2 separate regions of the Mus musculus genome follow, and region 2 is linked to region 1. A link is a loop called in an ENCODE intact Hi-C map of the cell type or tissue named here. Cell type or tissue: left cerebral cortex. All regions are shown on one strand. Links, peaks and the distances in the headings refer to the core of each region. The heading gives the core; the rest is flanking DNA. Region 1 has its middle 42 kb from the start of Gm52179. Region 2 holds the start of Mchr1 (melanin-concentrating hormone receptor 1).

Region 1 (16,175 bases), core at 4,267-12,266:
TAATACCTTTTTTTCAATACATTTCTTTATCCTCTTGGTTCTTTTCTGTTCCTCTAGAGAACATTGACTAATGCACCAGGTAACTAGTTTGTGTCAAGTTGACAACCAAGACTAGCCATCACAGTGACACAAATTTGTGAAGTATTATTCTTTTTTTTTTTAAGTGGAGACAATAATGAGTATGGAATATTTGTCATAAACAAACAGAGAAGAGGAAAAATAGAGAAGCCAAATCCAATAATGTTTTCTTTTATTCAGTATTCAAATTAGGTTTCCCTCCCTGAAATTATCAGTTACTCAGTAACAAGGCTATGTTCAATAGCAAGAGTCACTGGCTGAGCTAGTGACTCACCTGGGCTCTTTAGAAAAGCTAGAGTTGGTGGCTTTATGGAGCCAAATGCCACAGGGCTAAGCAAGCTCCTGCTGGCCGCACATTGATTACCTGGCAGTTGAGTGTTACCGGAATAACCAGATCGATAGAAAGCTCCCTTGTAAGGTATTTACGCATGCGATAAATGTGGGCGGGTTGACGTGCTACGGGCTTAGTGCTGCTATCTAACGAAAAAGGCTTTGTATTAATGCTAATGTCTGTGGGGTGCAGGTACTTCTTCCTACAGGAGCTGCTCAGTGGGTCTAACTGAACAGGAAAGAAGGCTTTCTAGGGTGTAGGTAGGAAAAGAGAAGAAAATGACACTACAGTTACAGAGTGAGTGGCACCTGGTGAGGTGTGGGTCAGAGGGTAAAGGTTATAACTGGTGAGGATGGGTCAGAGGGAAAAGGTTATAACTGGTGAGGAAGGGTCAGGGGGTAAAGGTTATAACTGGTGAGGATGGGTCAGGGGGTAAAGGTTATAACTGGTGAGGATGGGTCAGAGGGTAAAGGTTATAACTGGTGAGGATGGGTCAGGAGGTAAAGGTTATAACTGGTGAGGATGGGTCAGAGGGTAAAGGTTATAACTGGTGAGGATGGGTCAGAGGGAAAAGGTTATAACTGGTGAGGATGGGTCAGAGGGTAAAGGTTATAACTGGTGAGGATGGGTCAGAGGGTAAAGGTTATAACTGGTGAGGATGGGTCAGAGGGTAAAGGTTATAACTGGTGAGGATGGGTCAGAGGGTAAAGGTTATAACTGGTGAGGATGGGTCAGAGGGTAAAGGTTATAACTGGTGAGGATGGGTCAGAGGGTAAAGGTTATAACTGGTGAGGATGGGTCAGAGGGTAAAGGTTATAACTGGTGAGGTGTGGGTCAGAGGGTAAAGGTTATAACTGGTGAGGATGGGTCAGGGGGTAAAGGTTATAACTGGTGAGGATGGGTCAGAGGGTAAAGGTTATAACTGGTGAGGATGGGTCAGAGGGTAAAGGTTATAACTGGTGAGGATGGGTCAGAGGGTAAAGGTTATAACTGGTGAGGATGGGTCAGAGGGTAAAGGTTATAACTGGTGAGGATGGGTCAGAGGGTAAAGGTTATAACTGGTGAGGATGGGTCAGAGGGTAAAGGTTATAACTGGTGAGGATGGGTCAGAGGGTAAAGGTTATAACTGGTGAGGATGGGTCAGAGGGTAAAGGTTATAACTGGTGAGGATGGGTCAGAGGGTAAAGGTTATAACTGGTGAGGATGGGTCAGGGGGTAAAGGTTATAACTGGTGAGGAAGGGTCAGAGGGTAAAGGTTATAACTGGTGAGGATGGGTCAGGGGGTAAAGGTGATAACTGGTGAGGATGGGTCAGAGGGTAAAGGTTATTGCCACATAAGTGGAGTGATCTGAGTTTGATCCCAAGGCCCATGAAAAGGCAGAAGAACACCAAATCCAGACTTGTCCCTTGACCTCCACACACATGCCTCTTCCCCATGCACACACACACACACACACACACACACACGCACACACACACCCGCACACACACACACACGCACACACACACACACACGCACGCACGCACGCACACACGCCGCGCACACACACACACACACACACACACACGTGCGCGCGTGCGCGCGCATTGAAAAAATAGAGTTACAACCAGGCATAGGACAAGCACCTGCAATCCCAGCACTTTAGAAGTTAGTGGTAGGAGGATCAGGTGTTGATGGTCATTCACGGCTACACAAGTCTGAGGAGAACGTGGCCTGCATGAGACCCTGCCTGTCTTGGGGAGGGCTAGGGAGATGGGATGGCTTTGTAAGTGTGAGTGTTTCCTGTGTGAGAATGAAGAACTGAATTCAGATCTTTAGAAATTCCTGGTGGTGGTGACGCATGCCTTTAATCCCAGCACTCAGGAGGCAGAGGGAGGTGGATATATCTGAGTTTGAAGCCAGTCTGGTCTACAGAGTGAGTTCCAGGACAGCCAGGGCTACACAGAGAAACCCTGTCTCAAAAAAAAAACAAAAAAAAAAAAAACCCAACTAATTCTGGCTGTGCCTACCTGTAACCCTGGTGCTGAGGCAGGAGGATTACTAGGTCTTTCTGGCTATCAGCCTAACGCTGGGGAAAAAAAAACCCAAACAAACCCTGCTAACTCTAGGTTCAGTGAGAGACCCTGTCTTGAGGGAATAAGGCATTGAGCAAGAGGAAGAGACACTTGATGTCCTCCTCCTCTGGTCTCCACAAATGCACACATGTGCACCCACACGATGAAGAGTGATAAGGAACCTAGAAGACGTGAGAGTCAGAAGAAGAGACGACCGACCAGTGCTGAGCGCGGCACAGCACTCTGACTATGAAAAGGGAAAGGTGGTGTACAGATTGCTGAACCATAGAACCCACAAGTGCTGTTTAGAATTAGTCAGCACACATGAATGGGTCGTGGAACTTCTGTGCATTGAAGGCCAATCATAATTAAGCCTTATATGTCTTGAGGTTTCTATTGCTGTGATGAAACACTGAGTCTAAAAAAACAACTTGGGAAGGAAAGAGTTTATTCATTTTAGACATCTATATTCTTGTTCATCATCAAAGGAAGTCAGGACAGGAACTCACACAGGGCAGGAACCTGGAGGCAGGAGCTGATCCCCAGGCCATGGAAGAGTGCTGCTTACTGGCTTGCTCCCCATGGCTTGCTCACCCTGCTTTCTTGTAGAACCCAGAGCCAGCACAGGGATAGCCACACCTGAAATGGGCTGCTCCCCCTCCTACCATCAATCACTAGTTAAGAAAATATCCTAGATATTATTATAGAGGCTTTCTTTATTTACTTATTTGGAGGTGCAATTCAAAACAGGGTTTCTTTGTGTAGTCCTGGCTTTTTTTTTGAGACAGGATTTCTCTGTATAGTCTCTGTATATCCTGCAACTCACTCTGTAGACCAGGCTAGATGGAGGCTTTGTTTGGTTTTGTTTTGTTTTTTGAGACAAGGTTTCTTTGTGTAGCCCTGGCTGTCCTGCAACTCACTCTATAGACCAGGCTGGCCTCGAACTCACAGGTCCACCTGCCTTCTGGAGTGCTAGGACTAAAGGCCTCAGCCACCACTGCCTGGCTAATGGAAACTTTTTTGTTGTTTTTTGTTTTTGTTGTTATTGTTGTTTTGTTTTTGTTTTTGTTTTTGTTTTGGAGACAGGGTTTCTCTGTGTAGCCCTGGCTGTCCTGGAACTCACTCTGTAGATGAGGCTGGCCTCCAACTCAGAAATCCGCCTGCCTCTGCCTCCTGAGTGCTGGGATTAAAGGCCTGCACCACCACCCCCGGCTTTTTTTTTTTTTAATTGAGGTTTCCTCCTCTCTGATGACTTTAGATTGTGTCAAGTTGAGGTAAAACTCGCCAGCACACCCTGTAAGAATGCCTAAGCGTCCATGCACAGTTCCTTCCCATGAACAGATGAGGAGAGCACGGACAAAGATGGCCGTACCTAGGGTCATGCACCTTGTGAGTGAGAGGGTTCAGATGAGGACTGACTTCAAAACTCCCTGCACAGTCACTCTGCATCCTCCAGACGTTCTTTAAGACAACAACAAAACACTACGAGCTGCCCAGATGGACCGGAAAGATGGCGGAGGTTAAGAACGTGCACTGCTCTTGCAGAGAAAGCATCTAAACCTGGTTCCTTGAACCCACGACTGACAGCTTATATAACTGCCTGTGACTCCAGCCCATCTTTGGACACTTGAGCATGCGTGCACATGCTCACACGCAGAGACACGCACATATACGTAATTTAAAAGAAACCTTTTCTAAAGGGCTGGGAGTACAGCTCAGTAATGGAGCGCCTGACCCACAAAAACAAAACAGTGGTCATCATATCAAATCTCCCTGCACAGTCTCACCTCTGAATCCACAGGCCAGTGCAGTTCTTAGACCTTGTCCTGGTCAAAGTGCAAGAATAAGTGACTGGAGTGCTCAGACACAAATGGAATGTCTATATCACACACACACACACACACACACACACACACACACACACATGCATGCACACACACATATACTCGCACTATACACATATATACACTGAAGCTCAGAGACTAGCAGGGAAGAAGGGATAGAAAGGTTAGAAAGTTGGAGAGGACCAGAGGGAAACTGGTTTTGGAGGTAGCAAGATCACTGCACTCACAGAAGACGGATCCAGTCCAACATGCTAACATGGTATGGGGAGGGATTCATCAGCCCCGACCCCTAGCTGAGAAGCTATGGTTGGTATTTTTTTAGGTTTCTGTCTTCTTTTGTTTGTTTTCTTCTGGGGCTTTTTGTTTGTTACTGTTGTCTTTGAGTCAGGGTCTTGCTATGTAGACCAGGTTGGCCTTAAACTAAAAGAAATGAAGTTGGGGCAGAGTAGATAGGTGGAGGTGAGAGGGAGCTTGTGGTGAATATTAGTAAAATACGGTGTATGGGGCTGAAGAGATGGCTCAGCGATTTAGAGCACTGGTTACTCTTCTAGAGGACCCATTTGACTCTCAGTACCCACATGCTGGCTCACAACTGTCTGTAACTCTAGTCCCAGGCCCTCTTCTGGCCTCCTTGGGTAGGCAGTGTGCATGTTGTGGAGGCCAGAGAGCAATATGTCCTTCACTCCTTCCACTGTGTGGGACCTGGGACTGAACTCAGGTGGTCAGAGCCATCTCACACACCCGTGGTGTGGACTGCTTCTGGCTGAAGATGAAGCGGATTGCTTTCCATTTGAATCTATCTTAATTAAAGGGCCTTTCCATTGTAGTTAAGGAGATGGCTCATTGGGTAAGAGAGCCAGAAGTCCAGGTCCCCAGAAGTCCTATGACAACCAAGGTACAGTGGCATATGCCTGTTTTCTCAGAAAATAAGGGGGAGAGAGACTGAGAAAGACACCTAGCACTTCTTGACTTCTTGGCCTCCACGCTCACCTGCATGTACACACATACACACACACATGTGCACACACATACACAGAGTTTACATTTTTACTGTACTGTGGTGTTTTCAGCTTTCAGCTTTCTTTAATTAGTTCATACTTTTTGAGACAGAGTCTCCATATAGCTTAGACTGACTTAAGATACTTGATCCCCCTGCCTCTGCCTTCCAGGGGCAGGGATTACATGCACACAGCATCGCATGGCTTCAGTTTGCTTTTATTCAACCTTTAAACACTCATTAGATTTTTGCTTTATAGGCAGCTACCCTGTGCCAGATGCTGGCTGCTCCGGGTGTATCTCATCCTTGTTTGTTTTAGAGTCTGGAGCCCGTTCGTAGAGTGGATGGCCAGCCAGTGAGTAGTCCCTGTGGGTGCCATATGGAGGGCTTTATCACATTGTCGGTTCTGGTTTTGAGACTAATGCTCTGCTCGTGTATTTAAAAAACCAGTTTTTTTTAAATTATTTGCCATATGCAAGTGCCTTGCCAGTTTCTGGGACTGGAGAGATGAATAATATTCAGGCTCTGCCCTTCTAATTCATTATTCAGTGTGGGAGTCAGACAGACGACTACAGCTTAGACTGCTTCCGCAGAGAAGTTTGATGAAAAAATGTTTTGTAAACGTTCAAGTCATTTTGTGGGGTTGGAGCGATGGCTCAGTGGCTAAGAGAATTTGCTGCTCTTCCAGAGGCCCTGAGTTCAGCTCCCAGCACCTACACTGGGCAGCCCATAGCCACACATAACTCCAGCTCCGGGGGTCCAGTGCTCTCTTTTGGCTTTTGTGTATATGGACACTGCACACATGTGGCATGTGCACATGCAAGAATACATGTGTGTGCCCATGTGTGCATGTTTGTTCGTGCACACACTCACTCACACACACACAGACAGAGAGACAGAGAGAGAGAGTGAGAGAGAGGATTTTTTTCTGGTTTTTCAAGTCAGGTTTTCTCTGTATAGCCTTGGCTGTCTTAGAACCTCCTCTGTAGATCAAGTTGGCCTCAGACTCAGAAATCTGCTTGCCTCTGCCTCTTGAGTGCTGGAACTAAAGGCCTGTGCCACCACCACCTGCCTTAATTTTATTATTATTATTATTATTATTATTATTATTATTATGTGTGTGTATAGGTGCTTGGGTTGTGTGTTTGTCTATATACCCTGTGCACACTGAGGCCAGAAGAGGGCATCAAATCACTAGAACTGGATGGAGTTCTAGAAGGTCGTGAGGTACTGAGTAGATGCTGGGAATTGAACCCAGGTCCTCTGGAACAGCAGTCAGGTCTCTTAATTCCCCAGCCTCCTCCCCAGCCACTACATCACTGTTAGCTTGAGAGGCAGGAGCTAACTCTGTCATGGACTTTGAGGTGAGAAGGTGAAGTTTGCCCTGGGAACACACCGAGCTGCGAGCGGTTAGGTGGAGGCTTGTCTGACGGAGGAAGTGGAGAGTGTTTGTCAGTTAGAAATTTTCTCTACATGAATCTGAACCAAACCCAGAAGCCTTCCAGCCTAGGCCTGAGCATTGAGAGGAGGTTGAATAGAGGAGAGGAAAGAGCTCTGGACCACTTCCTGCACCGAGGGAAGAGCCAGTCCGCAACCCCATGTTTCTTAACCGGCTTGTTTACACTTAGAATTGAGTCTAATAAGATGATGATGTCCTTGAGCTCATCAAGTAATTAAAATTTTAAATTAAGTGTAACATGGACTGTTTCGTTTTCCCTATATAAGATCAACCCGCAAAACCAGCTTAGGTTTCCTGTAACCATCGTCCTTGGCCGGGCTGGCCATTCTGGTGTGAGGGGGGTTGTAGGGGTTTTGTGTTTTTGTTATGGTTTGCTTTGTTTAGTTTTGATTTTTGTTTTTCAAGACAGGGTCTCTCTGTGTAGCCCCAGCTATCCTGGAACTTGCTCTATAGACCAGGCTGGCCTCAGAAATCTACCTGCCCCCACCTCCCAAGTGCTGGGATTAAAGGCATGTGCCACACTGCCAGGCAGAGGTTTGTAGTTTTTAAGACAGGGTCTCACCAGGTCAACTGGACTGGCCTGCAGCATACAATGCAGAGAAGACAGAAGCCCGTGCCTGGGGTGCCCTGGGCCTGCACCTCCCACTTCCCTGATGACTCATTTGCATTCAGTGTCCCTCACTGAGCAGTGTGGACATCCTCTCTTCATGTCTGCTTGCGGATCTGCAGGAGAAATCCCACTGTAAGAGGAATGGGTAGAAAGGTGCAGGACTGAGGGCTGGGCTGTGTGTACTATGTGGCTTTGCTCTCCCCAACGATCCTGCAGAGGGTATAAATGCTACAACGATCAGTAGCTGAAAGTTCTCACCCAGTGGGAGTAGCTGAGACTGGAGACTGTCTGTCTACTAAACTAGGTCATAACAGTAGCTACCGTTCATTAGGCACCACCTGCTTACGTTGGTGTCCCAGGACCTTATGTGTGTCTTTACTGAATCCTGCAGAGCCCAAAGCCCCTGTACTTCCCACACTTCTGCCTTTTGAGCTTTGCTTCCACCGGTCTGCACAACTACCCATGTCACGTGACTTTGTTAGATTGCAATTTCTTCCTGTTGGGATTCTTCATTATACTGCCCCACCACCACCAACTTCTCCACAGGTGCCCCAGGCTAGCCTCAAACTCACTGTGGTGATCTGACCGAGACTGTCTCCCATAGGCTCACAGGCGTGAATTCTTGGTCTCCAGTTGGTGGAACTGTTTGGGAAGGATTAGGTGTGCCCTTGTTGGAGGGAGGGAGTCCCTGGGGCCAGGCTTCAAGGTTTCAAAAGTCTCCGCATTTTCAGTATGTTCCCTGTCTCCTGCTCTTGGATCAAGATGTGAGCTCTTATCTGTCCCTCCCTCTGTGCCTTTGCTCTGCCATGGTGAACTCCAATTCCCTCCCCATCCCCTCCCCAGGGCTGAATTAAGGCTAACGAAAGCCCTTCTTTTCCAAGTTGCCTTGGTCATGGTGTTTTGTCATGGCAACAGAAAGTCAAGAATAACCTTGAACTTTGGCTCCGCCTCCCTCACCCTCTGAAGTACTGGAGTTACTGTTGGGTCGACCATGACCACGCCTACGCCTTGTTTACATGGTGCTGGGGAACAGAGGGCTTCGGGTGTGCCAGGCAAACGTTCTAACTGAGCTGTCTCAACCCCTCTTTCTCACCTACTCATCTCTGATCCATGTGTTTGGTAATGAGCCTGTGTAGAAAGATGTGTGGTCACGAAGGTTATACATACTAAGGAGTTTTACAATTATGATTTCCGACTTTATAGAAGAGCTTCCTTTTAAGAGGGAAAACTGCCCGAGTGCTGGGACTTTTATGGTGGTTATGGTTGTTTTCTGAGCTTTTGTTTTGTTTAATTTTACTGTTGTAACTAAGGAAAATACTTCAAGCCACCAGAGGGCATTGTAGTTAACGTTGGGTGCTGGCTTCATTATAGCTCGTGGCCTCCAGAGGTGCCCGGTGAAATCTGCTTCCATGAAAAGAAGGACTTTCACATTTAATGAACAGCCTAAAGAGGATCGGTAGATTAAACTTGGAACAGGAGAGCTCGCATCCTTTGTATCTAGCAGAAGCAAAGGACAGAGTAGGTGGTGCCTCCTTCAAATGCTATTCTCTTCTTTATTCCTTTCCCCAAGCGTGTGCCTAAACTTTTTGAGTTGCCATCTATGATTGACAATCTTTCCTGAGCAGAAGGTAGGCTCAGGACCTCCCAATGGCAACAGAAATTGAAACTGACACGTGAAAGCCTGTCTCTCACCCATAGTGTCCACCTCTTTGTGGCCTTTATGGCTGCTAATAAAAATGTCTAACTTGAATGATGTACTGCTGGCACCCTCCATGTAGAAGCTGAAGCAGGCAGAAAAGCAACTGCGTCAAGCAAAGCCTTGTGGAGAATAGGTGGCGTTTCAACAGTTGAACACTACACTACTTCACGCCCCAGGTGGGAAATCCTTTGCTACTTTCCGTTCCTGTAGGCCACGTGGTTCTGCTCCATCTTCCTTCCACCTCTCTTCCTCTATCCTCCTCTCTCTCCTCTCTCTTCTCTCTCTCCTCATCTTCCCTTCCTCCTTTCTCTCTCTCCCTCTCTAAAACCTCCAGCCCCACCTTTCCCATCCACTGCCCAATCACAGGCTCTCGCCTTGATTTGCTTTATAAAATGGGCAGAAGGTTTGCCTGAAATCACCAGAGGGCGTGATCCACTCCTTGAGCCAGTCCCTCTTGAGGAAGCAGAATTAGCATCAAAGTACAAACAGCACCAGGGCAACGCACAACAGGAAACAGGTGATGAAACCACACAGTTTGGTCTTGTTCTTGACTACGGGCAAAAGCGTGCACTGTCGAGTGTGACGCTAGCTGTGGGTTTCCCAGAGCCTCCGTGTTGTTCCTTTGCAGGACTGTGCGCTTGCCTGCTCTGAGTCACCATGGGTGACCTGTCACCATGCTCAGGAACACACATTGATTGGAAGACTAGCCACAGATCTCCCAGCCCCCTGCCTTGCTCTAAGATGTCCTAACTTGCCACTTTGTTTTGTTTTTAACCATTTTATTAAATCATTCTCAAAATGTGGATGATCCCTGGCCACAGTAAATATAATAAGGTGTATATAATTCAGTTGTTGCTTTTTTTTTTTTTTTTTCCTTTCAAGTCAAGTTTCTCTATGTATCCCTAGCTGTTTTGGAACTCACTCTGTAAACCAGGCTGGCCTTGAACTCAGAGATCTGCTTGCTTTTACCTCCCAAGTGCTGGGATTAGAGGTGTGCACCACCACAGCCTGGCAAGTTGTTGCTTTAGCACATAGTCCTCACATGACTCTGCTGGCTGCCACAGGCAGCCACCCACAGTTGTCTCAGTCACCCACAATTGGCTGCTTTGTCCCTTAAGAGACTCACTCCAGACTGGGAAGGGATCAGGCTTGCCCAGGGCAGTATGGTCTGGACTTGCATTTCTGCATCTGCCTTTTTTGCAAACACGGGTTATGATTTTCCTAGGTGTTAATTATTAACATATTTCTTGCCGTCCGTGTGTCTGCATCTGAGAGCATCTTTGGCTTCCAGTGATTTGCTGAGAATCAGGCTGCCAGAGAAAACTTTAGATATTTCTACAAAGCAAAACAGGAAAGAATTCTCCTGGGCTAAAGTGCAAGGACTCTGCAAGACCTATCTGGGTGCGTATGTACCGCTAAGATCTCAGGCTCAGCTCTGTTCAGGATGAATGAGTTTGGTGGGAGGCAGCTCTATAATCTATGTAAAATTGTTGTTTTTTTTTTTTTTTCTTTTTGGGTGGCTTGTTTAGTCCCTTGTACCTCACCTATACCCAGATAATCATCTGATAATTGAATAACCAGCAGTTGTCACATTAATCTGTAGAATGGAGCACTAGGCAGCCACGAAAGAGAGCAAACCACAAGTCTGTGTGGCAGCAAGGACGAGCCACACCATGTGGAGCCACACTATGTGGAGCCACACACTACTATGTGGAGGAAAACAGGCACAACCTTGACTTGCTGTGTGGTTCCAACAAATCTCAAAAGCAGCATTAGAAATCAAAGCAGCACTCACATGTTGGGGAAGACAAGACGAAAGGAGGAGATGAAGGTAGACGTAGCAAGCCGATGCTAAGTCAAGGGAAACTGGCTGATGTCAATGGTGGTGCATGCTGGTACTCCTAGGGCTTGGGGAGCAGAGGCAGGAGGATCACTGTAAACAAGATCAGCCTGGTCGATGTACTCAGTTCCAGGCTACATAACAAAATCCTCTTTCAACAAAACTAAAATAAAAAGGGAAAAGGTCACGAGGCCTTTCAAATAGATTTCTAGTAGAAAACATGAAACAGTAGGAAATCTGAGGCAAGATGAGCCTGACTCAAAAGCATCATTGTGACGATGGCCAGAGTCACTACAAGACACTGACACATCCAGGCCAGCAAGGTGGCTCAGTGGGTAGAGGCCCTTGTCACCACCAAGCCTGATGAGTTCTGTCCTTGAACCCTCCTAGCAGGAGATAAATGACTCCCATGAGGTGTCTTCTGACCTCCACACGGGTGCTGTGGCTGCTCAAACCTACACCCATAGAAACTTACACACATGGCATGCTCATATCTATATCCATAGGAACTTACACAAACACATAAACATAATTTTTAAAAGTGAACAGGAGAAACTGACCGATTGGCCATCACTTGGACATCATAAAAGAATATTTGATGTTGCCGGGCATGGTGGCACACGCCTTTAATTCCAGCACTCGGGAGGCAGAGGCAGGCAGATTTCTGAGTTCGAGGCCAGCCTGGTCTACAAAGTGAGTTCCAGGACAGCCAGGGCTATAGAGAAACCCTGTCTCAAAAAAAAAAAAAAAAAAAAAAAAAAAATTGATGTCAATGTCTCACAGACCTTTACCTTGCGGCAACGTTGGAATTTATAATTACATCGTATACGATTACATGAATGTATCTGGTCATCACCCCATTTCCTGGCCCAGAAGTGTCAATGACCTGGCTCAGTAAAGGCACTTACATCTGAGACTGACCACTTGTTTCCAGCCCCTGGAACATACATGGTGGAGAAAAGCAACTACCCAATGCCAAGCCCAGCGTCCTAAGTTCAATCCCTAGGCCTCCCATGGTGGAAGGAGAAGGCTGATTCTTTAAAGCTGTCCTCTGAACTAGCATACACACACCCTTGAAAAATCTTTTGTTGTAGTTTGGTTTGATTTTTTTCCAGACAGGGTTTCTCTGTACAGTCCTGGCTGGCCTGGAACTCACTCTAAGCCAGGCTTATAGAGATCTGCCCGCTTCTGCATGAAAGGCCTATGCCACCACTGTCTTTAACATTAAAAAAGTGTTAATGTTCAAGAGGAATGAGTTGGACTAGAGCGATGGCTTAGCAGATAGCAGCATGCACTGCCTTTGCAGAGCACCAGAGTTAAGTTCCTTGCACACAAATCAGGTGGCTCACAACCCCTGTACTCCAGCTTCAGGGGACCTGACACCCTCTTCCTGCCTCCTCAGACAACCCACCCGGCATGACGCAGGCACAGAGAGATACACACCGATACACATAAATATTTTAAAATATGTATTTTTAATTGAATTGTTTCCAAAACGCTAAGTATGTTTTGTGCAACTGGAGCCTCACAACCCAATCAGTGTCAAGATAAGGAAGGGCTGCTCACTAGAAAGACCAGGTATGACCGAGGCTTGTGACTTTCAGAGCAAGAGAGAGACTGAATTGACCTCCCAGAAGGTCAGTTGTGCAATCAACCACGGTTATGTGATGAAGGGCAAGGTTTGCAGAGCCACTAGGCAGCCCAGCACACGGGGTGCCTGGCAGGGCAGCTAGCGTACCCTGAGATGTGGGAAGTGCTGTGCCCCTTCCCACGTGCTTTGCCCTCTGCATCTCTGGCTTTTTCCCTCTGGATCTTTATCTGTATCCATGGTGATAGCTCCTCTAACAAATTGGTACACGTTTAAGTGTGTCCTCTAAAGACCCCAACTTCGATCTGTTGGGAGATGGTAAAACCTTTACAAGATGGGGCCTGCTCTTTAAGTGTGTGCCCATGAAAGGGGGTTGTGAGGACCTGGCTATGGGCTTAGGGGCTTTGCTCCATTCTGTATCCTGATGCAATGCATCACTCTGGATCATGGACCAGAATTTCTGCAGCCATACAATATAAATGTTTTCTCTTTGTGAGTTGATTGTCTGGGGTGTTGGTTACAACGATGGAAAAACTAACCGGGCACTAGTGACGAGCATTTTTTTTTTCTGAGTTCCATAAGCCACTTACACAAACTGTTCAGACCTAAAGAAGGGAAGTCTAGCTGTAAGCTAGACAGAAGTACATGTCACATCTCACACTGGCATCTGTGGGGGGATCTTGTGACACTGAGCTGCATCCTGTGGGACAATGTCAGAGCTGAATTAGACACCCTCAGCTGCTGTTTGGAGATCTGCCAGAGAATTGCTGGATTATATACTAAGACCCCTGTACTAGCTGGTTTTGTGTCAACTTGACACAAGCTAGAGTTATCACAGAGAAAGGAGCCTCCCTTGAGGAAATGTCATCATGAGATCCAGCTGTAAGGCATTTTCTTAATTAGTGATCAAGTGGCGAGGGCCACTTGTGGGTGTTGCCACCCTTTGGGTTCTATAAGAAAGCAAGCTGAGCAATCCAGGGGAAGCAAGCCAGTAAGGAACATCCCACATACCTCCATGCATCCTGCATCACACACATCCTGCATCAGCTCCTGCTTCTTGACCTGCTTGAGTTCCAGTCCTGATTTCCTTGGTGATGGACAGCAGTATGGAAGTGTAAGCTGAATAAACCCTTTCCTCCCCAGCTTGCTTCTTGGTCATGATGTTTGTGCAGGAATAGAAACCCTGACTAAGACAAGCCCTATGTAGAATTTGAGCACCAGATGTGGAGCATCATGTATTATAATGAATTAGAAAGAGTGAAGGAGAACAGGAAAAGGCTGTTAGGTATTTGTTTGCCCTCTACTGAATTCCAAACTGGGAGACACATTGTCAAGTACGATTAGATGGTTTGTGATACACCATCATCTGGCGAACTGAAGCCCATCTTCCTTTTAATGTGTATATGTGTGTATACACATTTGTGTGTTATTACATTTATATGTGTGTGTGTGTATGTGCATGTATGTGTGGATGTCAGGGGACAACCTGGGGACTGAACTCAGGTCATCAGGCTTGGCAGCAAGTGCCTTTACCCTCGTCACATCTCACCAGTCCATCTTCCTGAACCTTTTAATCTCATGACATAGACTATGATGTCACTTTTTCAGAAGTGGCAACCAAGGTCTGACCTTGGCTCCGTGGTCAATATCTCAAACCAGACCTGTCTGTCATGAGTGGTCTTTATTCCTACTGGAAAAAATCTCCTAGTCTGGGTCTCTTCACTGCCCTTTGGCTCAGACTCTTCTCCCTCATCCCACTATCAGCCACTCATCTAGGGTATCGTGCCGTTCCTGTCACTTCCGAGCCCTCCCTCTACCACCAAGCTTGGTCCTCGGTTCTTGTCCAGTCCACAGAAGAGATTCTTTGTCTTTGTTTCTCTCCCCGCTGCATCCTTGACACGCTGGAGCAGAATAATCTGTTTATAGATAAATCAGATCCTACCTCGCCCTGCACATCCCCAGGTGCTTCCAATAATCAGGGTAAAATTTAGATCCGCTGGCATGGCCTCAAGACCACAATCTGACCCCTGGCTTTATTATTAAGTTTCCCCTCCCCTGCACCCCACCTTTCTGGCTTACTTACTTACCCTTGGCCACAGTGGCAAACTTCATGGGACTCAGGCGAGTTCCTGACTTTGCCTTGCTCATGAGTTGGGACTGCTCTGACCTTCCCATGTACGATACCACCTTACCTACTTACTGCTGTGTGGTGTCTTCAAAGGCCATTCTGTCTTAGCCTAGGCATTCCCCATGGGCTGCTTTACTGGCCTACGAACTTTACTCTCACTTGCTATTTAGTCTGTTTACTGATGGGTCTGTTCAGTGCATCTCCTCCACTGGCAGTTTCTTGAGACGTTATTTTCAACTCTGAGCCCCTCCTGCTGAGGATAGTTCCTGCCACTCAGAAAGAACTCTAGGGATCGCTAAGTAAACCTCACACAACCATTTAAAACCCATCAGTGGCTCTCCACTGTCGGGGGCAGGTTTCACAGCCCCTGCCCTACAAACACCTGGGGTTAGATAATTACTGGTCTTAGGGAGAGTGTCCTGTACATTCTAGTGTGTTTAGCAATAACTGAAATTTCTACATTGTAAGCCAGCAGTCCCTTCTCCTCACAACCAGAATGCCAACAAACATGTCAAATGTATCCCTTAAAGGGTAAAAATCCTTCAGTTGAGATCCACAGATCTTTAGTGGGTCAGTTTGTAAACCAGTCTCACTTGAGGGCTGGATAAAACTCAAATCCTAGGCTTCGTCAGAAGCCCTAGTGACTTTAGAGTCATCTATGGCCTAGGTATAAAGTGACTAGTCACGGTTACAGGGGACTGGCCTCCAGGATGAGCCTGCTCCCTGTGTCCTCTGGTCACTTGCTGCTTCCTTAGCAGCCCTTCTCTGTCTCCAGCCACAGGGAGCTGATGCGTGGCTTCCTCTCTCTGCATTTGTTTTTTCTTCCTAGCAGAGTTGCTTGCTAATCCCTGGTCCTCTCCCTCCATTGGTCACACCGCCCATGGTTTGTTAATGGAGGCAGAGAGATCATATGATCTTCTTCTCCTAGTTGGAGAACCAGAAGTGCTGAGGGAATTGAGTCCCAGTCTGAATCTAAAAGCCCAAGAACCAGGAGCACTGATGTCTGTCCAAGGTCAGGGAAAAACTATCTCAGCTCAAGCCCTGAGAACATATTTATCTCCTACCACCATTTTGTCCCATTTTTGTGGGTGGGACAATGCTACTAGTGAAGGTAATCTCTCTCTCTCTCTCTCTCTCTCTCTCTCTCTCTCTCTCTCATAAAGCTGGATCATCTTGACCAAATTGTTGTCAGGATTGGTCCACTCGCTCATCCTTCCGCAGGGGCGCCCACTGGCTGAGTGGCCGATGCAGCTGTGTGTTAGGAAGAGTCATAGAGTCATACATTCCTGCGGTTCTCAGTTTAAAACAGCTCTCAATGGATTACCATATCGGAGACACGACAAAGACACAGAGGCTGTAAGAGGAAATACGGTCCCCACCCCAAGAAGCTTGTGGTTGTTGCGGAAGATAACCGGCATTACAAGATGGTTTTCTTTTATGGACTTAAAAATGGCTGTCTGTATACATCCTCTGTTATTGTGTCTGTAGAAGAATAGCCGAAGCTTCACAGGAACAGAACCTGTATCCTGTGTTTCATTGGATATTG
Region 2 (16,175 bases), core at 2,965-10,964, 67 kb after region 1:
GTTAACCCAGCCTCACTGTCAAATGATGTTGACATCTGAGTGCCCATCAGTCGCTGTAGACAAGCACAGCATGGTAAGGCCGTTGTACACAGCAATACCAATGGACTTTAAAGACATCACGTGAAGAGAAATAAGCCCGTTGCAAATCGTGGACAAATGACGTGTAGTTTGTAGAAGCTGTCTTGAAGAGTCAGATTCCTAGAAAATAGAATGGTGGCCGCCAAGAGCTGGAGGCAGGGGAGAGTGTTGCGTTTGTATTCATTTTGTGTGAGTGCATGTGTGTATTTGGGTGCAAATAAAAGCCAAGGGAAAAACTTAGTGCTGCTCCTTAGGAGACATTCGTGTTTCTGCATCTTTATCATTATGCTTTTACATTTACACATTATTTGTGTGTGTGTGTGTGTGTGTGTGTGCGTGTGTGTATGTGTGTAGAAAGCACCTTTATCTAGTAAGCCATCTCGACAGTTCCACCATGTTTTTGGAGACAGACTCTCTCACCGGCCTGGAGCTCACTGATTAGGCAAAATTAGCTGCGCAGGGAGTGAGCTCCAGGGGCCCTCCTGTCTCTGCCTCCCTAGCATTAGAATTACAGGTACACACCACTGCACCCAGCTTTTCTACCTGGATTTGAAGCTCAAGCTCAGGTCTTCTTGCTTGCATGGCAAGCACTTTACTGTCTGAGCCATCCTACCTGCCCGTGAGTTAGTATTTATTGCAGCTTTAGTTTCGATGATGAATAATCTGAACCTGGATGGTGGCAGCTGCATAGTAATGTGGATGCATCTATACACTTACAATGGTCAAAGTAAGCGGGGTGGTAATGGCACATGTCTTTAATCCCAGTATTAGGGAGGTAGAAGGCAGGTAGATCTCTGAGTTGGAGGCTAGCCTGGTCTACAGAGTGAGTTCCAGGACAGCCTGGACTATACAGAGAAACCTTGTCGAGAAAAACCAGAAAGCAAACAAACAAATGCACCAAAAAAACCCAACAAGCAAAACAACAACAACAACAACAAAACAAACATCAACAACAAAAGGTTAAAGTAGCAAAGTGTAGATTTTACTACAATTTATAAAAACAAAACCAAAGACAAAAATGAAAGGGGCAGGAAAGTTGGCCCATCGGGTAAAGGAGCTTGCCACATAAACCTGATAACTGAAGTTTGAGTCCCAGAACCCACGGTACAAAGAGAGAGCCAACTACCGAATGTTGTCCTCAGACTTCGACACACATACACACATGGACTCACACACATATATAAAATAATAAAATGAATAACAGATGATGCATGAAGCAGAAGATAATTGGTAGCCCTGTTGTGTGGAGCTCTTGCCGCTGAAGGTCCCTGTGCAGAGGGCTTTCCCCATCTTTTGTACCCGTAAGCTACTGTGAGGTCTTAAGCTTGGCTGTGGTCTTTCTCTACCACAGAGAATTTTAGGAGGGCCGTTCTCACAATGGAGAGATGTTTCCTGGGGAGAGTTACAGAAGCAATGTAGAAAGCTCCCTAGATTCTGGAAGATTACTTGGTGAGGTCCCTGAGACAGACTAGCTGCGGGGTGTGAGGGGGGAAAGGAAACAAGGAGATCAGCTGTGCAGTCTTCATGCTTCTCCAGCTGTCTGCATCTTTCCGTGCTGACCCCAACTGTGGCTTGCCAGGTCCTCAGTTGAAAGAAGGTAGTAAAGTTGCACTTATGCATTCCATGAGCCTGCAGAGACAGCCTTCCTCAGAATTCTCCATTCCTACTGACAATATCAGCAAGCTGTCCTGTGGCCTAATCCTGACTTCACAGCACAAGCTTTTTCCTCCTCTTCCTCCTCCTCTTCCTCCTCCTCTTCCTCCTCCTCCTCCTCCTATTCCTCTTCCTCCTTCTATTCCTCCTCCTCCTTCTCCTCTTCTTCCTCCTCTTCCTCTCTTCCATTTCACCTTGTCCTTCTTTTCATACAAAGTCTTATTATTGTAACCCAGGCTGACTTCAAACTCGTGATCCCCTGCCTCAGCCTCCTGAACACTGGGATTCTATGTGATTGCCACCACACCTGGCTGCCTGTGTTCACTCGTACCACCTCGTACCGTACCTGATCACATCTCAGGAGTTGCCCAGGCTACTGACTCCCAGTGAGAGAGTTTCCCATCCCTCTCAGCCTTCCAGGTGCCCTACTCTGTGCGGTCCCCATCTCTGATCCCTCCCCCTCTTCTACCGGCTCCTGTTTACATCTCCACCCACTCACTCTCACAGTTCCGCATACTTTGTTTCCATTTCAGTCTCTTCCCTAGGCAATTAACAGAGAAAGGAAGACCCTTCCTTGGCATCTCTGAGGTCGCTACCATTGTTAGCTATTGGCTTGGTCACACGTATTCCTAGGAGAGGCCATCTCATCTGGTTCCCAGTTTCAGAGGAGTGCTGTGGGTGTGGAAATCGTGGGAAACCTCTTCATAGACAGGCTGGATAAAGGAAAGCCTCCTTCTACACTAGTGGTAGTAGCTGCTCCTTCTTAGTTTTCCTTAAGGTTCCGGTAAGACTCTTTCTCCTTAGAAGGGTTCTTGTAACCCAGGGTGGCCTGGTACTCCTTTTTTTTTTTTTTTTTTTAGAATACTTTTCATTCTTTGACAATGTCATACATGTAAGCAATGCACCTTGATCATATGCACCCCCAATCCCCCTCTCACCCCCCCAGGCGCCCCAAGTAGCATGCCCCCCCTTCTTCAGGTCCATTCCTTTTGTGTTGTTAATAACCCGCTGAGTCTGATTAATACTGCCTGTTGGAATATTGCCGAATCTCGTGAACTTGATCTTATGCCATTGTCACAGCTGCAGTGAGTTCGTGGGTATGATGACCGAATCTTGCACCAAGGACAGCATTTTTCCATGCTCCTCCCAGGGCTCCTCCCTGTCCTCCTGCTCTTAGTTTTCTTTCCACCCCCTTTTCACAGTCGAACGCCTTTATTCTCTAAACTTTATTATTATCATCATCGAGAGGGGTGCGTGGGTGTGGCGTGTCGAGGAGAGCTCTGTGGAGTCAGCTCTCTCCTCCCCTCTTTACCTGTGTGGGTTCCAGGCCCCAGGCCTTGTGCTTGCTCGCTCTCTCTCTCTCTCTCTCTCTCTCTCTCTCAATCTCAGTCTTCCTGCTTCAGCCTCCCTGGTGCTGGGGTTACACACACACACACACACACACACACACACACACACACCACCATATCCGCTTTCCCCCGAGGACCCTTTTTTTCTTCCACTGGGTTTGCACCTCATCTAGACTGGAAGCTTATCTGTGGCAGCTAGAGAAGGAAGGAGAGCTAACCTCCTATCAAGAAATTTTAATACTAATGAGGAGGCTGACTCCCCAGCACCCAAGGAGGCCGCCTAGAAGTATTCCAAGTAGCTACTACTGCAACTCTGCAATGAGAAGTGACCAGCAAGAGCCGAGGAAGCCACCCTCCAGGATGCCTCTGGACAATTTGTTTCAGCTCTCCTCAACATCTGCTAGGCAGCATCCTGCCGACTCCAGCTTCCTGCACCCTCTTGATGACAGAACTAATAAGCAGCAGCCACGACTGCCTCCCAGCGGCCCGAGTGGTCATCTGCTTTTAAGGTGCCCAGCAGATCTCAGCTGCATCAAGCAGAGACTAGCTCAGACTCCCCCAACCCCCCCCCCCAAGAGCCAGCCCTGCAGCTGGTGATTCAGCATGAGGCAGGGAGGGTCGGGTCTGGGGGAGTCACACTAGATAGAACTTGGGGGGCCTGAGGGACCAGCACTGATGAGAACAGGAGTCCAAGCCAGGATGCAGAGTCTCCAGAACAAGTCCAGCCACAGCCCCGCGATGGGATGAATTCACAGTAGCTCCATGAATACCACTAACCTTCTCCCTGTGGGTCCAGAAAACCAAATCCCTTAACCTCAGGCACCCTAAAAATGCAGCCCCAAACAAGATCCAAATATAATACTCAAGTGACCCCTCTTTCCTTATATAGCACACACACACACAGCACAAGCAATTACGCAGGAGCCTCCAGAATGACGTGGGTGGGAATTTGCCTTTATTTCATTCCCATTTGGGAGTGGAAGGCTCAAGCACAAAGATGATGCCAACATATCAGGTATTAGAGTGACCCCTGCACATGCAGAATTCATGGATGCTCGCTCTGGATCAGCCATAGACTGACAGCTGTGCCCTATGAAGAGAATGTCGCTGTCACTGTGAAAACCCCTTTTTATTAGTTTCAAGATCCACATCCACCCCAGGTTGCCTTGTCATTCTCGGTGATTGGATCTCTCTCGACACTCTGAGCTCTTTTGGTTTTTTAAACTCCTGTGGGCTCAGAGCCCACACCCCAGTGTCAACATGCATCCCCTAAAGAGAACGTGAAATCCGCACAGGATGCTGGAGCCCAGGCAGCGTGCTTCAGGAGATCCACCAGCTTGGGAGAAAGACTGCCTTCTATCAACACCAATGAGAGATGGGAGGGAACGCTCGGCTTGCCCAGTCTCACAGTAGAGCCCTAGCTGCTCAGATCCTAGCCCTGCCTAGTTTTAAAGGAACCCAGCTAGGCACCTCCACCTTCTTCCCTTGAGAGAAAGATATATGCGAGCCAACAGATACAGACCCCGAGAACCAGTCAAACCACCCTTTCCTTCTTGCTCCGCTTCTATTCTGTCAAGGGGATCCCTGCAGTCTGAGGCTTCCCCCCCAAACCTGGCTGCAAGCCTCCCTAGCAATTTGTGGGCCCCGTGGAATGTGGTTTGCTACAAGCCCCCAGCCTCCAGCTTCTGCATCCTCCCAGGGTAGCCCCGGGTTTATCTCAGTATCTCTCCCCACGGTTTGATGCGGTGACCTGACTTGGAGGTGACCGGGGGGGATTGTCAGGTGCCTTTGCTTTCTGTCCTCTCCTCGTCAGCTGTCTGAGCATTGCTGACCGTGCGAAGCTGCCCCTGGGCCGCGGGCTTCACCGACAGCACCAAGCGTTTTCGAAAGGTCTCACAGAGTACTATGTACACAAAGGGATTGAGGCAGCTGTTGGCATAGCCCAAGCTGATAGCCGCATTGTACAGGTAGACGAATGTGAGGGTCGGGCGGCTGATGGACAACTGGGTCAGCTGCAGCACGTAGTAGGGCGCCCAGCACACAAAGAAGACCAGACAGATGGCAATGGCTGTGCGGGTCACCCTCTTTGTCCGAAGCCGGATGCTGCGTTGAGAGGCTGGGGCCACCGAAGACGTCATGCGCTGTAGTATTTTCACGTACGCAGCAGTGATGACCACAAACGGAAGGGCGAAGGCCAGGAAAAACTGATACAGAGTGAACCAGTAAAGATCAGTATCTGGGTTTGGTAGGCGGATGCCACAGCCCACAGCACCCCCTGGGAAGGGGATAAGCCTGGCATAGAGCCACACAGGAGTGATGCTAATGAACGAGAGAGCCCACAGGAGGCAGATCACCAGGGTGGCCATGGAGGGCTTCCGGAACTTGGTGGAGGAGATGGGATGGACGGTGGCCAAGTAGCGGTCAATGGCCATAGCAGTCAGGATGTAGGTGCTGGTGAACTGACTGTTGGCGTCCATGGCTGTGATGAGGGTGCACATGGTTTCCCCAAAGTGCCAGACACCATTACCCATGAGCTGGTGGATCATGAAAGGCATGCCCAGCAGGAAAAGCAGATCCACCACAGAGAGGTTGATGATGAAGATGTCAGGGACGTTGCTGCACCAGTGCAGCTTGGATTTCTTCACCACGGCAAAAATGACTGTGGAGTTTCCCACAATGCCCAGGAGACAGATGGTACCAAACACTGAAGGCATGATGATGTTGATGTAGGAGACACTCCTTGTGCGAGGAGGTGGCCCTGAGGATAGAAAGAGCAAGTGTGACCCGCCTTCCGATCTAGAAGCTGACAACCTGCCATGTCGGCCTTCCTGCTGGCCCCTCATGCTTTCCCTTGCAGCTTGGGGTCACTACGTCTCTGGAATCATCTCCTGCTGTTTCCCCTTCTCGGGCTATTGTTAGTTCTGTACCTTACCCTCCTCCACCGTGCCCTGGTGACTCCTATAGGATTTTCTAGATCCACCTGTTACTCAGAGGACCCCATTCTTCTTCGCTTCATCCATTTACTCAGAGGGCCAGGAGTCAAGACTCCCAGATATCTGCTGAGAACAACTTCATATCCCCGGGATCCACCAGAAAACCTTGTCAAAAAGGCTTGAAGGACATTTGTGTGTGTGTGTGTGTGTGTGTGTGTGTGTGTGTGTGTGTGTGTGTGTGTGTGTGTGTGTGTATTTGCAGCCTCATCTTTTCAGAGAGAGATGGCCAAAGGTTTCAGATAGGTTCCTAGGCATATGTGAGAAGTGACTGTCACCATGGGTGTGGGGTGTGTTTCAGGCTCCACAGCCCTGCCCTCTCCCGGTTTTCTGTCAGGGATTTCCTTGGACCATGTCTCCTGAGTCTGGGCTTTCCCAATAGGGTAGGGACTGGAGCTGTGTTACACCCCAGAAGCTTGGGAATTTCTCCACACCAACCTTCCCTCTTTCCCCTTCATTCCCTTCTCCTTCAGAGCTAGAATTTTAAGGCATTGACGTTCTGCAAATGTCAAGAAGCTTAATTCACCAGAAAAGTTAATCCTCTCACGCCCTGTGAAGTCTTTTGCTCCCAGCAGCCTTTGCCAGAAGACAGCAAGGACCACTCAGACCCCATTTCCCCAGTGCGAGGCCAGAGGATTGAGCCCAGGATAGCGGTGAATCAAAGCGCTTCTGCTGGCTCCCACATACTACCCGCCCGCTGTCTTGCTGTCTTGCTTGCTTGCTTCTCCAGCCTTGATTCCCCCCCCCCCCCCCCTGCAAAGCATATTTGGGACTCATCAGCAAGCTTTCCCCTCAAGCCTGCCTCACGTCTTGTCACCAACCCTTGTTGTTTCTAAATGTGCCTCTGCCCCATCTCTATTCCTCCCTGCCCCTTCTGTCCTAGCTGGTGTCCCCTCCTCTCCTCTTCCTCTTCAGGCAAAGCCGACTGCAGATCTTATCACCAAGAACTGTAAGATAAAGTTTCCCAGGCAGTTTGGCTTGGGAGGTGAAACCTTCCCATTTTCCACACCCATCCCGGAGGAGGGAGGACTCCAACTCGACTCACCCGCCAATGTGAAATTATCCTGGCCATCGGAGATGTTGCTGGCATTGGGGCCAGTGGACAGCAACGAGGCTTGCAGATCCATGCAGCCGGTGCAGGTCGCCTGCTCCCTGGAGTGGAGCGCCCGTCCACCCACGCAGGCTGCGGCAGCCTCCAGCGCCCTCCACCGCCTTGTCCGGAGCTTGAGCCCCGCAGTCCAGAAAAGGGTCTTCCTCTACCGCCTGGCAGCCTCTGCTGCCTCTGAGCCCAACTGCTCGCCCCACTCCCTCCTTCCCAGCTCCCACTGACATCACCTAGACACATTAACATTCGGAGGCAGATGCATGTTAACCTCTTCGGTCCCGGCTGCGGCTCCTACTCCTGACTGCCTGCAGAGCCAGCAGCTAGGCTCAAGCCATCCCATGCGGAGGAGCCTGCCTTTGCGCTGTCTCCCAGGGCTGAATTCTGAGCTCACAGGGGCTACCGCTTATCTTGCATGGCCATCCAGGTCTTTGCAAAAGCAAAGGGGGTGGGTGGGGGAGCAATGCTTGCTTTAAAGAAGCTGGACCACGTGGCAAAAGCCAGGGGTACTGTTCTCAATGCTGGGGACTCAAGCCTGGACTGACACATCCTTGGTTCCCAAGCACTCTGGAGGTCACCCTAAACCTTTCCTGTGTCCTGGTAACTTCCAAACATCTCCTTGGCTAGATGACAATTGCTAGTTGTGCAAAGGAGGTTCCAGGCTTTCTGTGGTGCCAATAGTCAGGGGCTGGTGTGCAGACAGAACAAACTTCCCTCTGCACAGATCAGTGGAGGCCAGCCACAGAGGGTTTTATTTTCTAGTGTTCTGAGGTTTTGTCTGGGATTCTGTGAAACAATTATCAGAGCATAAGAGAATAAATAAGTCCACTCAGAGATTAGAATGGACAGTAGCCTCAGAGGGCACAGGCATTAGAGAACTCTCTGCAGACTCCTGCTGACAGCTCCGGGAGATTCACAATCAAATGCTACACCACCAGGGCCAGATGCAGAGCCTAAGTCCTTGGCTAACATGGTTGCCTGTTAACCCTTATCAACGAGCACAGAAGCACAGAGAGACATCCTTATAGCTACCCCGAGTTCCAGCCATACTCTTCCTTACTGATGTTGGATATGAACATGCCTGGTTTTTCAGGCCGAGTTGTTGATTGTCCCTAGTATACCTCTTCTTCTAGGCCTCTTGATCCACCAGCATGAAGAACTTAAAATAAGGCTGTATGGGGGCTGGGGATGGAGCTCAGTTGGTAGAGTATTTGTCTCACAGGCACGAAACTCAGGGTTTCATCCCCTATACTCATAAACTGGACATGCATGCCAGTAATCCCAGCACTTAGGAGGTGGAGGCAGGAGGATGAGAATTTCAGGGCTTCCCCCCCCCCCACAGAGAGAGAGAGAGAGAGAGAGAGAGAGAGAGAGAGAGAGAGAGAGAGAACCAGATGGTAGTTTGACCATAGGCACAGTGGGATGGTTAGTGTATTTCTGGTGGACTCTGATGCCCCCAACTCCATGATGCCCCCAGACCCAGGTGTCCTTTGTGGTATTAGTGGAGGGAATACTGTGGTGGTTTGAATGAAAATGTCCCGCACAGGCTCATACATGTGAATATTGGGTCCCCAGTTAGTGAGCCTTGTTTGGGAAGAATTGAGAAGTATATTACTAGGTAGGGATGCTTTTGGGGTTTCAAAAACCCATCCCTCCGTTCCCAGTTAGCTCTCTGGGCTCCTGCTTGCAGGATGTAAGCATTTATCGGCTCCTGATACCCCATCTTTGCTCCACCATTATAGACTCTAACCCTCTGAAACACTTTCTTTTATAAGTAGCGCTGTTTGTAGTGTCTTTAGAGCAATAGAAAACCAAGACAGATGCTCTCTGGGTTTCTCTAGGGGACTAACCAGTGTGTTCTTTAGCCTCACATGGTCAACTTCCCCTCAAGCATTGCAGTTTCTCTGAGTCTTATGACTCCTTTCTCAAAACTGCCAGGCCAGACAGTGAGCCGGTGATGGCACTGGTCTTTAATCCCAGCACTCAGAAGGCAGAAACAGTCGGATCTCTGAGTTCAAGGCCAGTCTGCTCTACAGAGTGAGTTCCAGGAAAGCTAAGGCTACACAGAGAAATTCTGTCTCAAAAAAAGGAAACAAGATAACAAAAACCCTCTGTCAAGTAGCCGAGGTCAGTGGGGAAGGATCAGCGGGGAGTTGTTGTTGAAAGTGTACTGAGTTTCTGTGTGCAGAGGTAGAGAGCTAGAAATAGACAGCATTGATGGTTGAGCAGCACTGATTAATACATGCTTAAAAAAAAGATTTATTATATAAATGTGTACACTGCCTCTATCTCCAGACACACCACAAGAGGGCACCGGATCCCATTACAGATGGTTGTGAGCTACCATGTGGTTACTGGGTATTGAACTCAGGACCTCTGGAAGATCACTCAGTGCTCCTAACCCCTGAGCCATCCCTCCAGCCCCTTAATGCATGTTCTGAATACTGCTGAATTTGACACAACTCGTTAAGGGGGCAGGAATGTATCTCAGTGGTAGAATATTCTTGCCTGGCATGTACAAGGCCCCGGGTTTAGACTTCAGTATCACATGCAAAGAGTTAAAATGGACAGTTTTGTATTATGTGAATTTTACTGCAATGTTAAAAAAAAAAGTAGTGGTAAATTTCTGTATACAATCTAACAGCCACTCGAGGACAAGCAGTCTCTGCCACGGTAGCTGGAGCACCTTTGTCTTCTTCCTATAGGCTACTTCCAGGAGCCTCCCCAGCCCGATTTCAGCATTAGCTCCAGGTATCCATCCCACCCCCTCTCCCAGGGTGTTCTCGCCCATGAAGCAGGAGTGTCCCTGCCAAGACAACCTCTCCTTTCAGTTTGACATTTGTGCCACGCTCTAGCACCCTATAAATTCATTCCTTATGCACGTTCCCATTACTTATATTTTTTCCAGTCCATAATAAGAGAATGTCCATATAAGGGACCATATCTGAAAATGATAAACGTCCTCTTGAAAGGTATGTTATCAATTGAATCCTATCGTGATTTTCCAAACAAGGGCAGGACGTTTCTCCTTCCTTTCAAAAAGTGGCAGGGGGTTAGTTACATCTACTACTCTGGAGTATTCAAGGGGGTAAAGAAATCTGTTTTCAAATTCATCCAGATGTTATCTCCTGGACATGAAGGTTCCACTCCTATCATTAAGAGCCTCGAAGGCTGTACCTACTCCATCTTTTTTGCACCTCAGCTACCCTTTCAATTAGATCCTGGGTCTTATTTTCAGCAAACTGCTCTATCTCTGCAGAAGCTCACAGACGCCTTGAACTGCTGTTCTGGTGGTCTTCTGGCTTTCACCATGTGTCCCGAATTGATATCTGGGAGTTTGACTATTCCATCTTCTTCCTCCTAGGCTTCCGAAGCAGGTCAGCCATCCCATGACTCACGGCTCCTTTATTGTTCTTCCAGAGAGGTTGCACGGTGTTGGTATCTCCTTTTCTACTTGTATTCATCTCAGCTGACCACAGGCAGGACTGTCACTGTGATGTCACTTCCAGGACAGGGTTGGTCGTCGTATCTTGTTCACTCCTAGCAGCGGCACGATTATGGACGTCTCCCAGCATCTTACCCTGAAGAGTCATTTTCAAGGCTATGACTCCCAGAATTCATCTTTTCAGTTTGGTTTCCTCTGAAAACAGAGTCTTAGACTCAGACTTATTCGTGGAAATGCATTCTTGGTGTGACTCTAAGGAACAGTAAGGGAGCCGGGCAGTGGTGGCACACGCCTTTAATCCCAGCACTTGGGAGGCAGAGGGAGGCAGATTTCTGAGTTTGAGGCCAGCCTGGTCTACAAAGTGAGTTCCAGGACAGCCAGGGCTACACAGAGAAACCCTGTCTCGAAAAACCAAAAAAAAAAAAAAAAAAAAAAAGGAACAGTAAGGGAACAGGAGTGAGGAATCAGACTAAGAAAGTCAGCGGGGCAATTGCTCTGTTTGTTACTGTGGGAAATCCATTTCTGAATTGCTCAGAGGGTTTAGTTAAGTGGTATAGCACAAGGCCCTGGTGTGCATAAGCCTCTGGGTTCAATCCTCAGCATCACACACACACACACACACACACACACACACACACACACACACACGCACAAATGTCCATTACAGCTGAAGTCAAAACTAGAGGTAGAGAATGTGGCAAGGATTCCAGAAGCGTCTGACAGAGACTGTTTTAGGGTTGGCCCATGTCTACCGAATACCCACATGCATCTCTTTAGATCCTCCCAGATACTCCTAGCTCATATGCCCACCATTTCTGCAGCAACCACTCTTCTCGATCCCTGCCGAGTACACATGACAGTTCAGCACAGAGCAGGGAGGGCCTGCTGGAGCTGTGGTGCATATCTCAGACCTGCAGTGTGTCCTTCCCCCTCTGTCCAGGGTGTTCTCCATTTCTGCTACAACTTAGAGCAGGGGAACTCCAAAACGTCCAACCACAGCCCACCTAGAAAGCAGGGCCGGCTAGTCCTTCTTGGGATGCATCTCTGCTCAATGTAGGATGAAGGTCACAGATAGTTGCTTTCTCCTTGTTCAACGGAGGCGCTTCTTACAGCTTCTCAGCAGTCCATGGCCACTCGATATGATGTCAACAGGAAATCCTTATGTCGCGTCTCCAGCCGTTCTGCTTGCTCTTTTATCATTCCTGATTCCTAGGATTACACTTCCCAGTAAAATACCCTCATGTCCCTCCCTTTGTCTCTTTTCCCTTCTGGGAATCTGAGAGTGTATATGACTCACTACTACCAATGGCAGTAAAGGGAATGGTGGAGTGCGAGACATTTGGCAGAAATTTCCTCCTTCTTCCAAAGACATGAAGGAATTATCTCCTTTGCTCCCTACCCCCAACTTTGTTGTGGCTGGAGGTGCCACCTGGAAGGCCTGCAGCAGGCGAGATGATGCTTATTGATTGGATAATTCAGGTTGTCTGGAGGAAACAGACGGAACAAGTGCAGAAGCAGAGAGACTAACAAATGGCCTGTTTACCTAGGTTTGGGTACCACTAAGTGGGATCCATGAAGGATGCTGCAGCAATGTCTGGGGCTGGCAACAGCTGGACACCGTTCCCATGCATAGGCCCAAGCAGGCCAGCTAGCAGAACCCAGAAAGCACTGTCCAGACCCCATCAGGAAAGAGACCTAAAGGAACAATAAGCTGATCTCACTACTCCCCCCGCCCCTGCCGTCTCAAAAAATAAACAAAAAGTAAGAAAATTAGTGCACAGACACAGGAAGAGACCTGCAAGTTTTATTATTAATCCTTGAAGCAACCAAATGCTTCTATCCTTGTGTAACAGATGAAGAAGTGGGGCTGCCACCAGCTTGAGTTGAGTATATAGTATCTGTGGGAACAGAGGAAGGGAAGTGATGGGGAAAGGGCCAGAGACAGTGATTGCAGGCTTGACAAGAATGCTGTCAATCAAGTAGAAAGCTCCTGCTATTGTTTGGTACAACTAGGGCTGGCAGCCTGTGTCCTGCTTTGTTCGTTGGCACAAAGGTCTGATGATGGCTTTTCAGGGTTTGGGTAGATGTGGAAAGGTAACAGGGTGTTCCTGGCTTTGCAGTGTGTCATGTTAAGGGGCAGCATGAAGGATCTTGCTGACAGATGTCCCTAGATCTGAGTGTCCTCTGCTGCAGGCCAGAGAGTCTAAACCACTTGCTTCCTCAGACAAGGTACTTGGAGTTTGAACTTTATAATTGGCATCTTCCAAATGTCCACATAAAGCTACCTCTCTCCTCCAGTCTCCAAAGAACAGAACTTTGACCTCCCCCAGTCATTCTGGCTCTTAGCCTGTCTGTTCTTCAGCCCCAGTAAAATCATTAAAAAGTTGGAGTCTGGCGGCTGGAGAGATAGATGGCTCAGCACTTGGGAACACTGACTGCTCTTCCAGAGGACCAGAGATCACTTCCCAGCACCCACACGGCAGCTCACTGCTGTCTAGAACTGCAGTTCCAAGGGACCCAACGCCCTCACACAGACATACATGTAGGCAAAACCAATGCAGGGTGGGGGGAGGGGGGAGGGGGGAGTCCGGCTAGTTATGATGATATATACCTTTAATCCCAGCACCAGGAGCGAGAGAGAGTCAGGTAGATCTCTGTAACTGTGTCTGAGGCCAACATGGTCTATAATAGAGCAAGTTCCAGGTTAGCCAAATCTACATGGTAAGATCCTATCTTTAAAAACAAAAAACAAACAAGCAAACAACAACAAAAACAAAAGGCCTATTTATAGCAATACTTTTTTCCTGAGATCCTTGTATATCTACTTATCTGGCCTGCCTCAAGCACCCTAAGTGTTCTGTGTATCCTGCTTATGGGAGTCCACCACTGTATTTCCCATGACCCAGATGCTGTCCGAATGCTTCTAAGGCTCATTTGAATCACTGCATCTGAGAATCATTTATCCTCCCTCACTCCTACCTGGCTCCTTCCAATATCTTCTCGATCAAACAGCAGCGACAGTCCTGTGAAAACTGTAAACCCCACCTTTCTACTCTACTGTGGAAAACAGCTTAGCGGCATCCAGTTGCCTTCGAAATAAAATTAACTCCCAACATAGACATGGCTCCCTCTCACATTCAAAGTTGACCTCCTGGGAAACTAAGGTCTTGAGAAGTCCCTTGTGAGAGAAGGAAGTACTAGCACCCGTGATCACCCCTGAGTGGGAGATGCTGGTGGGAGTTGGAGTGGCTTCTCTCATTTAATAAGGAGTGTAGATTCTAGTGTGGTAGGAACCAAGTTCAGCACCCTTTGGGGAGGGAGATAAGTGGGTTATTATTCCTGGGTCAGTCTTAGCTGCAGAGAATGATGTGTCCAGTTCATCTCAGGGTCCCCGGAACAAACTAGATGAGCAGCATCCTGCCGGCTATGCTTGTTTGTGCTTGATTCGCAAACATGCAAAACGTCAAGGGCTAGGGGTGCAGTTTAGTGTTACAGCAATTGCCCAGTGTGCACAAAATCCTGGATTCCGTCTCTAGCACTGAAAAAAAGATAAAGACATAAAACCCTTCAGGTCTGGTCCTTGGGAGGCTGACCTTCTCTGTGAGGGTTGTTAGGACAATCTGTCTCCCAGTTTCCAAGCATGAATCGGTCACGACTCCAGAGCCCTGGAAGAAATGGAGCCCGGGCATGCCCAGGAGAGGACAATGGGATTGGGACTGTAGCTTAGTGGGACACTCGCCTGGCATGCATCAAGGACTGGTTTGGTGTCTAGCACATTGCTTGCACACACACAAAGATGCTACAATGACACAGGTATGAACTGTGATTTGGACTCAGTTCCTCTACTGGAGGTCTATGACCACCTGCCAGGCTGACTATATGTCACAGGCACTTAGTACTGTAGGCATTGACTCTCGATCAATAGGAATTTATGTTGACCAGAACGCTACTAGGATCTACTGTCAGAACAGTGTCTAAATGGATCACCTAATCAATGGACCTGACTGGAATGGCTTTACATCAGTTCCTGTGGCTCTCCAAACCAACCTACCTTTCTCTCAGTCTTTCTATCCTTCCTTCCTTCCTTCCTTCCTTCTTTTCTTCCTTTCTTTGGTTTTTCAAGACAAGGTTTCTTTGTACAGCCTTGGCTGTCCTGAAACTCACTCTGTAGACCAGGCTGGCCTCAGACTCACAGAGATCCATCTACCTCTGCTTCCCAAGTGCTGGGATTAAAAGCATGTGACACCCCCACCCTGCAACATTATTTCAAAGCCTCCAGTTACGTGCCTGGAATAGATGTCCCAGCCACTGGCACAATTACTACATTGGCTCTCAGTTTGGCAGAATAAGAGATCTGATGATAAGAAATGTCAAATGGAAACTCCTGATTGGTAAGCAAAAGAGATCCAGCTTCCTCCACAGAACTGAAAAGACTGATAATGTCATGAAGCTGCTGCGGTATCTCATGCTTATAATCCTAGCATCAAAGGGAGGAGGCTAAGGCAGGAGGATCCAAAGCCAGTCTGGGCTACATAGTGAGTTCTGGGCCAGTTTGGGATACAAAGTAAAACCCTGTCTCCAGCAATAACAAGAAAAACAACAAAACCCACAAGGAGCTGAGGCTGTAACTCAGTTGGCAGAGTGCTTGCCTTGCACGCACAAAGTCCTGAGTTCAATCCCCAGCACTGCATAAATGAGCCATTGATGGTATACATCTCTCACCCCAGCACTATGGAGGTTGAGGCAGGAGAATCAGAAATGCAAGATCATTAACAGTGACTTCAAGATCAGCCACGGTAGCATGAGACTGGTCTCAAAAGAGGTAGGGGGACTGAAGAAATGGGTCAGTGGTTAAATGTACTGATTGATCTTCCAGAGGCCCCCGGTTCAATTCCCAGCACCCACATAGCAGTCTGTAACTCCAGTTCTAGGGAATTGAGCAACCTTTCCTGGCCTCTTTGGGCACTACCCACATACGGTGTATAGACACACATGCAGGCAAAACACCCATACCCATAAAATAAAAACAAATCCCTTAAAAAAAAAAAAAAGCCAGTAATCCACTCCTCAAAAGAAAAATACTCACCACTGTGGCTTTGAAAGACTGTGTGCGATAATTTGACTAAATTCCTAGATTATTCGTCACCCTGGCTAGCGAAGATGGCATCTGGGTCTTGGAGAATGGCAGTGGATTTCCATAAACCTAATTATGCGGTGACTCCAGTTGCAGCTGCTATTTCTGATGTGGTCCCATTGATAGAGAAAATAAATTCCATCCCTGACACCCGATATGCAGTCCCTGAGCTGGCAAATGCCTTTTCCTCTATTCTAGGAAGTCAAAAAGATCAGAAACTGCTCTCACCCCTCAGGGTCATCAGATCACCTGCCCCTTCTCATCATGACTTGCTCTTAGCTCTTTTGACAGCTCTTCACGCCTCAGACTTCTAATACCTCATTGTTTCCCAAGATACCACACTATTCTACTTTCTACGAATGACATCATGCTGCTGGAGGCCAGAGAATAGAAATGAAAAGTACCCTAAATATGACAGAGGTGC

What was found. A loop is a pair of places that touch in the nucleus more often than their neighbours do. Peaks named below come from ENCODE experiments on the same cell type or tissue, not always from the same donor. Only the 100,000 strongest peaks of a DNase experiment are listed, where the experiment ranks them.
Region 2: a loop joins it to region 1, with 4 times the contacts of the local background. A loop is called at or near these places in 14 of 42 quality-filtered maps.

What each region holds. Positions count from the first base shown.
Region 1 is chr15:81,294,802-81,310,976 of GRCm38, reverse strand. No RefSeq gene overlaps it. Among named protein-coding and RNA genes, the nearest start is that of Gm52179, 42 kb to the right of the region's middle. In left cerebral cortex, for the core only: a CTCF peak has its summit at 8,699 (motif pointing right); DNase peaks (open chromatin) are centred at 5,763, 8,708 and 10,143.
Region 2 is chr15:81,226,796-81,242,970 of GRCm38, reverse strand. It overlaps Mchr1 (melanin-concentrating hormone receptor 1), which reads right to left and starts at 7,472. Exons shown (of 2, transcript NM_145132.2): 1 at 7,116-7,472; 2 at 4,007-5,838. The coding sequence starts at 7,197. The coding sequence ends at 4,859. It overlaps Gm31608 (a long non-coding RNA gene), which reads right to left. Exons shown (of 3, transcript XR_003951508.1): 3 at 13,272-13,299. 8430426J06Rik (RIKEN cDNA 8430426J06 gene) reads left to right here. Exons shown (of 2, transcript NR_077230.1): 2 at 1-317. In left cerebral cortex, for the core only: CTCF peaks have their summits at 3,559, 7,269 and 9,477 (motif pointing right); DNase peaks (open chromatin) are centred at 5,766, 6,469, 6,734, 7,374 and 3 more places; H3K4me3 peaks cover 3,791 bases; H3K27ac peaks cover 3,845 bases.